Regions from separate parts of the Homo sapiens genome. Here region 2 is linked to region 1. A link is a loop called in an ENCODE intact Hi-C map of the cell type or tissue named here. Cell type or tissue: HepG2. All regions are shown on one strand.

Region 1 (5,000 bases):
TATAAACAGTTTAGAAAGTTTATTTTTCTAGTCTTTTCTAGTTATGGAAAATGTAATATTTGAAAGACAAGTATCTATAACAAATCAAATTGATGTTTAAACACAAAAGATACATTTGCCAAATTGCTTCTCCTCCCTGATGCTACTTTAGGGACATATAAAACAAGAAATGGAAATTAATTTTTATCATGTGCATGTCGGTTTCCCTTTCTCTGAAATTCACTGATTTCTTTCAAATTTGAACACTCCAGCTTTTATCTCTTCTGGTCTTCAGTGCTAGACTCCCCCAGCTTTTCTCCAGTTCTATTGTTGTGACAGTATCACAATTTACTTTCTTCATTTTGAGGATTTGTTTGTGTTGTTATTCCTATTTTTTGTGAAAGGAAAATAAATCTTGGGGCCCCAAAATCACTAAGCTAAAGGGAAAGTCAAGCTGGGAACTGCTTAGGGTAAACCTGCCTCCTGATCTATTCAGAGTCACACCTCTGCTAACTGAGATAAATGCATAGCTAATTGCCTCTTTGGAGAGGCTAATCAGAAACTCAAAAGAATGCAACTATTTGTCTCTTACCTATGTATGACCTGGAAGCCCCCTCCCCACTTTTAGTTGTTCCACCTTGGCTTGGAGTTGTCCTGCCTTTCTGGACTGAACTAATGTTCATCTTACATATGATGATTAATGTCTCATGTCTCCCTAAAATGTATAAAACCAAACTGTGCTCTGACCACCGTGGGCATATGTCAGTCATCAGGATCTCCTGATGCTGAGTCACGGGCACACATCCTCAACCTTGGCAAAATAAAGTTTCTAAATTAACTGAGACCTGTCTCAGATCCTCAGGGTTCACACTGCCCTGTACTTTATGGGAAGCAAGCCAGCAAGTCCCCTTAGTAGTTGATCGTAACCTTGGCCTGCAATATCATGATCAGCAAATGATGCATCATTAGGTGTCTTCGACTGAGAGAGGAGCAATTACCCCATGACAGCAGGATCAGAGAAATCAGACTGATCAGGATAAAGAACATAACAAACAGTTGGGAGAACATGAAAGAATATATACATACACAGCATAAAAAATGTAAGTGCAGTTAAAATATCATTACACTAAGAATCTAAAGAATTACTGGGTTTCAGCTCTGCCATTTCTGCTTACCAATTCAGTGACCATGAGCAAATGACAACTTCACTGAGCTACATTTTCCATTTTGAAACATGTAGACCCTAAAGTCTGCCAGGATTATGGTAAAGAAAGCATGAGTCCTTATGCAAAGCATGTGTTGAATACTATTCACTCTTAAAACCATATTATGCTGGAACTGTGAAAGAGAACTAAAGCTGGCTGAAGGAGGGCCATAGGGAATCTGATTTTGTTTCCTTCCTCCCTGTATAGTTCAGGCTTTGCAAAGTAGTTTGGTTTAAAATCTAGGTGCTATTTTCTAGACAGAGTAACAATTTCTGTTTACTGCTTTTATTGGCCAGGCCTTGCCTCCCAATCCAGACACCCAGTTCTCATTCGCTCTTTAAATAACAGATTATTTCAGGAAACAAAGTTATTTTTCTCTACCTTGGAGGTGGTCATGGTGGTGTTCTTGCCCTTGCTCATCTTCTAAGTTAAATACAGTTACCCAGCCCAACACATCCTCCTGATGACCTCATGCTGAACCTACTTTTGAGCATTGTTCTCTGGGCTAGCAATCATCTCCAGCCTTCTCAAAGTGTCAAGGCAGCGAAACTTGGGGTTCAAGAAGGTTCTCAAGTTATTGAAAGAATGTTCTTCACATGTAATGGGTTGGTTCTGAAGGTGGCATAGTAGGTTTTGCCCCATTTTTCTTTCATGTATGCCATATTTCTGCAGCTAAAGGTGAGAGTATTGAAAAACATTAACATAAAACTGAGAGCTTTGATTTTTATCTTCATGTTTAAACATCTAAGGGATAACAGTAAAGTAAGTATGGATTACTATAGAAGACTCTTGTACATTTCAGTTGCCATTTCTGCACAATAATTTATACCAACTCTTAAACTACAAAACTTGTTTGTTCCTTTATTAATTTATCAGCTAGCAAAATATGTACTTGCTGTGACACTAGTTAAATTATTCACAGAGGCACATGTTCTATTAGGCCCTTTTTTTCTGGGGCCCATTCTGGTGATTTTAAGAAGCCAAGATAGGTGGCTTGAAGATTTTGACTTTTGCATAAACATTGTAAGAGCTCATTCATTCTCAGTGCTGTTCCTGAAACTTCATCATTTCTCCCTTTGTGAATATTATTTGATATCTGATCGTCTTTGAAAAAACAGTTTTCTTTGGGCCCCTTAGCTCACCAGTGTCCTCTGAAACAACCTGGTTTCCTTGGCATCTCCCCCTCACCCTAATTTCTCTCTACTTGTTGCCTCGTATCCAGCAACCTCCAACTTATTGATTTGGCTTGATTTAATTGGGAGCGCCCCATACCCAGGACAGGTTTTCCCAGTGGCAGCTGGGAGTATGAATCTAATAGGCCTGGTTTGGTTCTGTGACCCTCTGTCGCCCCTTTCTGGCCATAGCCTGTCACTGAAGTTTACCCTCTGGACTTGATAATACAGACAGCAGCCGTAGTACAGAACAGTTTGCAAACTATCAGCCTGTGTGCCAAATCAGCCCAAAGAATGCTTTGTTTGGTTCGTATAAATTATGCCAACATTTAAAAATTAGCAGACATATTAGTCCATTTTATGTTGCTGTAAAGGAATACCTGAGGCTGGGTAATTTATAAAGAAGAGGTTTATTTTGGCTCACAGCTCTGCAGGCGATACAAGAAGCGTGGTGCCAGCGTGTGTTTCTGGTGAAAGCCTCAGGAAGCTTACAATCACTGCAGAAGGCCAAAGGGAGCAAGCATATCACATGGTGAGAGAAGGAGCAAGAGAGAGAAGGGAGGGATCCCAGATTCTTTTAAACAACCAGCTCTCACATGAACTGCCAGAGCAAGAACTCACTCATTACCAACGAGATGCCACCAAGCCATTCATAATGGATCTACCCTCATGACCCAGACACCACCCACTAGGCCCATATCCAACATTGGAGGTCACATTGCAACATGAGAATTGGAGGGTATACACATCCAAATTATATCTAGAGATTTCAGGGCCAGGTGTGGTGGCTCACGCCTGTAATCCTAGCCCTTTGAGAGGCTGAGACAGGAGGATTACTTGAGGCCAGGAGTTCAAGTCCAGCCTGGGCAACATAGCAAGAACTTATCTTCACTTAAAAAAAAAGTCAGATGTGGTGGTGCTTCTGTAGTCCCACCTATTCAGGAGGCTGAGGTGGGGGAACTGCTTGAGCTCTGGAGATGAGGCTGCAGTGAGCCATGATTGTGCCACTGCACTCCAGGCTGGGCAACAGAGCAAGGTCCTGTTTTTTTAAAAAAAAGAGATTTTATATAAAATTTACAGCTTCTCTTAACATAGCAGAAGATCTGACAATCTTAGGCCAGCTTTCTTCTTGTGGACAATCTTACTCTTGCCCACCACTCATGGTGTAGACTGGTCATTTGCATCTAGTGCCTGCTTCACTCATTTCTGTTGACTGCCTTGTCCCAACAGGCATTTGGACTCCCAGGTCAAGTACAAAAGTTTATTCAAATAGATGTGGTTTATTTGTGTGTCTTGGGGAGGAAGAATGATATCTAATTTCTTTTATGAATATGCTCACAAAAAGGAATTAGAAATCAGATTGAGATTCTTTAGTACATGAAGGTGAAAATTGGGTATGTTTTCTTCCCATTTACAATATATTTGTACCAAGATTCACTTTTTATCAAAGAGAAACTTTTCTGCAGTTTAAATTGTAGGATGATGGAGTTCTGAATATCTTAGGTAACATTATTATATGGATGAATATATTTGCATTCTATCAGGTTGAATATAGAAAAATCATTATATACAGATGTTAAAGAAACTATACAAAGTACTAATGTATAAGGAGTGTGTGTGTGTGTAACCGTCTAATGATTCATGTTTTTTCTCTTTTTTATTATACTTAAGTGGAGTTTCCAGGGCAAACACAGGTATACAGTCATAATGATAAATTATGTAGTTTAATTCAGCTTCACCAATGATAACTCAGATGCCATTTTCAAATGCATTGTGAGAACGGTTTTTTCACGTTTGCTTCTAATTCCAGCAAAAACACCTAATTATAGAACAACAGTAGCAAAAAATAAATTTTGCTCAGGGAAAAAGGTTTTATGAGTAATCAGTGCAAAGCAGAAATCTCTTGCTGCGAATAATGTGGGCCAGCTAAGGTTTCTGTGAGGTTTTTTGCTTTGGCGTGGTTTGGCTTTGTACTGCCTGGGTGACCTCTTCTTCTCATCCATCACTTCATCAGAAAATCAAAAGACAGCAAGCTCCTAGCCAGACTCTTGTTCAAGATAAACTCTATGACCTCCTAACAGGTTACTAGATCTTTTATGGGAGTTCAGCTGACCACATGACTTCTTATATTTGAGAACTTATTCATGAGCCAGCAAAGCTCTGGCTAATGTCACAGAACTTGACAGCACTAGTGCTGTTCATGGCTTCATCTTTAGACATAGCTATTCTATCCTGTTCCCTTTCAGAAACTCAAATGAAGGGCCGCGTCTTATAATCAAACATTTCAGATAAAACAGCTTATTTTTCCCTGAGAGCATATGTGTCTTCTATTAATCCTAATCAACTAGGGACAGACTGAAAAGAACACTCTAATAAGGTAATAGTACTGAGTATTTTGCTGTGACATCCCACAAAAATGAGTTTTCTGTGGGATTTGGGGAGGAGGTAAAAAAATGACCAAGAAAAAAAAGACCTTCAAGAATTAAATGGCTTAGAGATAAAGCATATAAAATAGGAATGCTTTTATTGCTTTTGTATTTTCTGAGGACAATTCTGCCAGTGAATCCACAAAATTGTATAAATACAAATATATCACATTTGCCTGCTGTGATTAAATTTCTCTGATTACACAACTATACTTGAT
Region 2 (5,000 bases), 370 kb before region 1:
TTTTCAGAGAAACGACAAAAGTTTGCTTCTCAATCCCTTCTGTAAAAGCCCAAATGGGCCGGGCGCGGTGGCTCCGCCTGTAATCCCAGCACTTTGGGAGGCCGAGGAGGGCAGATAACGAGGTCAGGAGACCATCCTGGCCAACATGGTGAAACTCCGTTTCTACTGAAAATACAAAAAATTAGCTGCGCGTGGTGGCGCGCGCCTGTAGTCCCAGCTACTCAGGAGGCTGAGGCAGGAGAATCGCTTGAACCCAGGAGGCGGAGATTGCAGTGAGCCGAGATCTCGCCATTGCACTCCAGCCTGGGCAACAGAGCCAAACTCCGTCAAAAAAAAAAACAAAAAACAAAAAAAAAACAAAGGGAACAAAGGCTCAAAACACTGAAACTAAGAGCCAGATGGTTATTTCAAATATTCAGGACAAGAGGGAGCCCACATAACCATTTGGGAAAGGTCCTTTTAGGGCTCCCAGAACTGAGGAAATCAGGTGGTACCACTTTAAGTACAGTATTTAACTATGAATGAGTCACTGGAGAGCCACTTTTGGTAAGTTTAGGAATCAAAGAAAAAAGTCGTCCCACTGCAGATTGATTTTTTTTTTTTTTTTTTTTTTTCAGGGATAAACAGCAGATTATGGCTTCGGAGCCTGGGCTGTCCTTTGTTGGAGGGCACGATGCACCATAGATTTTTATTTTCACGAAACAGACTCCAGAGGTTTGTGGCCTTCCAGACAACAGCTGGCACCGGGCAGAGGCACAGCCTACGGCCTGAGCTGCTGGCGACTGCATCGCGCTTGGCCGTGCGTCCCAGGCTGCGCTGGCCAGCACCGCAGCCAGAGAGCTTCCCGCTCCGAGCAGGAGCGGACGCTGTTCGTCTCTGGAGGGGCCATGGTGCTCGCGACTGGCTGTTCCTCCTTATATTTGGGGGAAAGGAGCTGGTTTGAAGGAAAGGAGGGATTAAGTTTGTAAAAGCGTTGGCTCCTCCTTATAACTCTGGTGCCTAAAGGGGGTGAGATGATAGCCAAATAAAACGAAGAGAGATGACCCCGTTTTGAGTGAGGAGGATTTCTGGATGAGCCGGCGATATGTCCTGCAACTGTCGATTTGGCAGATTTGACTCAATCAACTGACAATTGGTTCCCACTTCAAACACACCTCCCTCAGCCTAGTGCTCTAACCGACTCCCCAGACTCGGGGTGGGGACCAAGCAGAACAAGAGAATCAAAAGTCAGCCTTCTTTTGGTCTCTGCTCGTGCACAACTGGTTTGGTTCTGAGCAGGCTGATGTTTGAGAGGAAAAGCCAGGACTGCTTGGGCTCTTTGGCGGGATTTGAGTGTGTATGCTGGGAGGGGGGCGGGTAGGAAGAGGTGGGAGCAGAGTTAGGCTGAGTACTGAGCGAAGCCCCTTATTTTGCGTCCCAGCTGCCCTTCCAGCCCCCAGCGCCCAGCCCCCGCCGCGGCTGGGTGAAGAGGAGGGGTCGAGGAGGGCGCAGGGCGTGGGGGACGCCCAGCAGCGCCTCAAGCCCGTGGTGGCGGCGGGGCTGTCTCTTTAAGCGCTCCGGAGGGGCTGGGGCGGGAGGGCGGCGAGCGCGTTTCCATGGCACCGGGGCTGCGGGGGCTGCTGGGCCACTGGGCTCACTCGGTTTCAGTTGCTCCCGGCGGAGCAGGGGCATGCAGCTCAGCGGCCACCGAGCCTCTGGGGCTCGCCCGGCCGCTCCTCGCGCTCCCAGACGCCTGTGACGCCTGTTGGGGCCAAGCTGCTGCCGTTCCCTCCGCAGACAGACGCGCCGCGCCAGCCTCACGAGCCCTGCACCAACTTCTGCCCGACAAGCCCAACTTCTGCGCCGGGTTCGGACTTGCGGAGCCGGAACGGCGCACCGCGCGCAGCCCGGGCGGCGGCCAGGGCGGATCAGCCTCGCCGAGATGTCCTCGCGACTGTGGCTCTGGTGCTTCTGCCTGGGCGGTTGCCGGCTGGCCGCCAGGAAGCGCCCTACAGCTCCGGCTGGGCATGTAAGTGGCGCCCGCGCGCTCCGGAACGCTTGGAGAGAGCAGACAACAGTATGCCCCGCCCCACCTCGGACCTGGTGCGGACACCGCGGCCCGAGCCCGGGAAGGGATGGGGGGCAGGAGGTGGGGACAGACACCTGCGGGGGCTGCGGGCTGTCCCGGGCGGAGCGCGGCGGAACGCAGTCCCCAGCTAGTCCTTGGGGAGCGCCAGCCCGGGAGCGGAGACCGCGACCGGGGCGGGTGTGCTCTCCACCCGGTACTTCCTCAGCGCCTGACAGATTTTTGTCCCCCGCCCCCAGGTTTGGGTGTGTGCGCGCGTGGTATGTGTGTGTTTTCGTTATTTTTCTGTTTTAAGAGTAATTGGCTAATGACTACCACTTTGTGACAGGGTTGTGAATGAAATCCTGTCGAACACCGAGTTTGACATTTTTTTCTTTGTAGAGACCAATGAGTTCGTGCACATGTATTCTTTCTTTTTTTGGGGGAAGTATCGCCGAGTCGGACGGAGTGGTTTATTCCACAGGTTTGACCAGAGGCAAATCCTGGCTCGTCTGCCGAAGTGAGGAGCTGGGGAGATGAGTATATGAAGGATTGAGTGCTCGGCCACTTAGCTGCTAGTCCCCTTATTAGAGAACTGAAGAGTTAGTAGGAAGGTGACTCAAACGCATCGTCTCAGGATGGGCATGGTTTCATTCCGGATTAGAAATCATGAAAGCTAGGAGATAATTCTTGTCACCGTGTCAACCATTAGCGAGGAGCTCACGGGAAGTCTAAGTCTTTACAAATTGCCTAGTCCTCTTGACTGGCTGGAGAAGTTTCACCTGAATTCTGTAGCCTCAGCGGAATCATCATCGAACCACCTGAGAGAGAAAACAGATCTAATTCTGCTTTTCGATTTCTGCTCCTGGGCGGTTATGAATAGACACCAGAATATTTTGAACATGTAAACATTTTTGCCATTTTGCTCCTACTCTGCTTCACCTTTGCCTTTCTGAAATGTGAATACTTTATTATAGAAAAATGGCTTAGATAAGTACACAAAGCCATCCATAGATCTCTGAGGCTTTACTTTTTCCTGTAAGAAAAATTCGATTTCAGGGTTCAAATTACATTTCCATATTTCATTTCTTTCATGTGAGATTCAATCTTGACACATGGCCAGGGTGTCAGTGGCATCTCAGAACTTCTTGCCTACATAGTTTGTAGATATGTATTTGGCAAAAATGCCACGTTTCTGGGTATGTGATTTCTCTTGAATTGATGTGTCTTGTTTATTTTGAAGAGAAGGTTGATTTAGACTTTTCTTCTTCAGTTTATCTCAGAAAACACATCCGACTTTGGATAGCTTGTGCATGCGTAAGCCTGCACTTCTTAGAAACTGTCTTTTAGAAAGCTTGCAGAGTAGCCATGCTCTTACCTTTACAAGTGCCTTTATTTAAGTGGATCCTAGGTTGGCTAATTAGCCACGAAATCACCCATGCACACTGAGACAGAACAGTCCCTTTGGAGAGGAACTGAGAAATAACAGAAATACCTACATCACTTTTGACCTTGTTTGGCTGTTTTACCTCAGGTTTCAATATTGACTCTTTTGTTGAAAAGGCTGGAGGGATGACACTGCATTTTTTTTTCTTTTAAGGATACTGCTACTGCAGCTCATTTATTTATCAAGTGAGATGAGATCAGATATTAAAAAATATATGAATTCTTAAGTGTTTAATACAGATGCTTTTTCCAGGATGTCATTGAGGATGTTTTCCAGGATGTACTTTCTGAAATCTTGATGGGAAAAATCCAAATTTTGTAGTTCTCCTTGGTATTAGACATAATGGTGGTTTCTTCAGCAGGAATCGTGTTGGGATTTAGTGCTAGGTTTCTTCAGATGCCTTTGCAATTGTTGTAGGCATGTGAAATGTAGCCACATATAGATAGCACTTGGCTTCCGCATACCTGCCTATCTATTAAATTAAAGAGAATTCTTCCTGAGATTTGTATTGACCTCTGATGTCCATTATCAGTGAGAGCAGGCTTCTAATGAGGTGAAGACCACTAATGAGAATGCATCATCTTACTGACTGGCACTTATAGGTCATTAACACAGGTAAAAGTTTGATGTAGCTAAACTTGTACTTGAGAAAATTTTGGAGCTGGGGTGACAAGTGAAAATAAGAAACAACTGTGCAGCTAACCAGCAGTCATTGTGTTTATGGTGTATTCCTCTGAAGGTAAGCTCATTTCCAAAGAAATTTTTTTTAAGAAAGCAAAAGATGAAATATGAATATTCCAACTCTAATGATAATTGATCTGTCTGATGACCTTGTCTTACCACATTTAGGAAATCTTGAATAACTAATATTAGGCAGATTCATAAAATCAGCATTTGGAAGAGTGCCTAAGTACCTATTACGTACAGAGGCATTAGAAATCACAGGCAACAATTAATCCGTTTGAATTCTTACATGCCAGGCAAATTTCTAGCTACTTTACATGTATTATTTCATTTAATCCTGGAAATGCCCTATGAGGTAGGCACATTATCATACCATTTTATGACAAAGAAAGAGACACAGTAAGGTTAAGTTACATTCCAGAAATTCAGAAGATCTGGGCCTAGGCAGTTGGATTCCAGAGCTGAAGTTCTTAACACATGCAGTCCATTTAAGAACGCTCAGGCCCAGCCTCTGTTTTTAAGAAGTTCTTTTTAATCACTTCAATGCGTTTTCAGTGGGAGTAGAGCTGGTACCTTCTACCTAGTGGTTGAGATACCTGTGCCACCTTTTTTGATTGTTGCCATAGTTATATGGTTCTGTTGGCATTCTGTGGTGGGTATGGAGAGAGGTTGGCATGCTAATTGTGCTGCTATGGGTAGGATAGTTCCTCACAAGGAAGATCTGATTTATCTCCTCCTTATTGAGACTCTTCATAGGAAATTATCCTCCTCTCTCATGGCTGTAAGTACTTGAGTATTAAAATGAGGGGGTAGGTTTAAACTGGA

What was found. Hi-C counts contacts between places; a loop is a spot of excess contacts. Peaks named below come from ENCODE experiments on the same cell type or tissue, not always from the same donor. Only the 100,000 strongest peaks of a DNase experiment are listed, where the experiment ranks them.
Region 2: a loop joins it to region 1, with 9 times the contacts of the local background. A loop is called at or near these places in 1 of 110 quality-filtered maps.

The regions. Positions count from the first base shown.
Region 1 is chr3:168,618,522-168,623,521 of GRCh38, forward strand. LOC105374200 (a long non-coding RNA gene) reads right to left here and starts at 798. Exons shown (of 3, transcript XR_001741015.2): 1 at 1-798. It also overlaps the pseudogene EGFEM1P. In HepG2, a CTCF peak has its summit at 2,541; a DNase peak (open chromatin) is centred at 2,530.
Region 2 is chr3:168,248,020-168,253,019 of GRCh38, forward strand. It overlaps the pseudogene EGFEM1P. Among named protein-coding and RNA genes, the nearest start is that of GOLIM4, 150 kb to the left of the region's middle. RefSeq lists silencers at 1,292-1,381, 2,052-2,381 and an enhancer at 1,722-1,921. In HepG2, a CTCF peak has its summit at 1,975; a DNase peak (open chromatin) is centred at 1,972; H3K4me3 peaks cover 979 bases; H3K27me3 peaks cover 2,382 bases.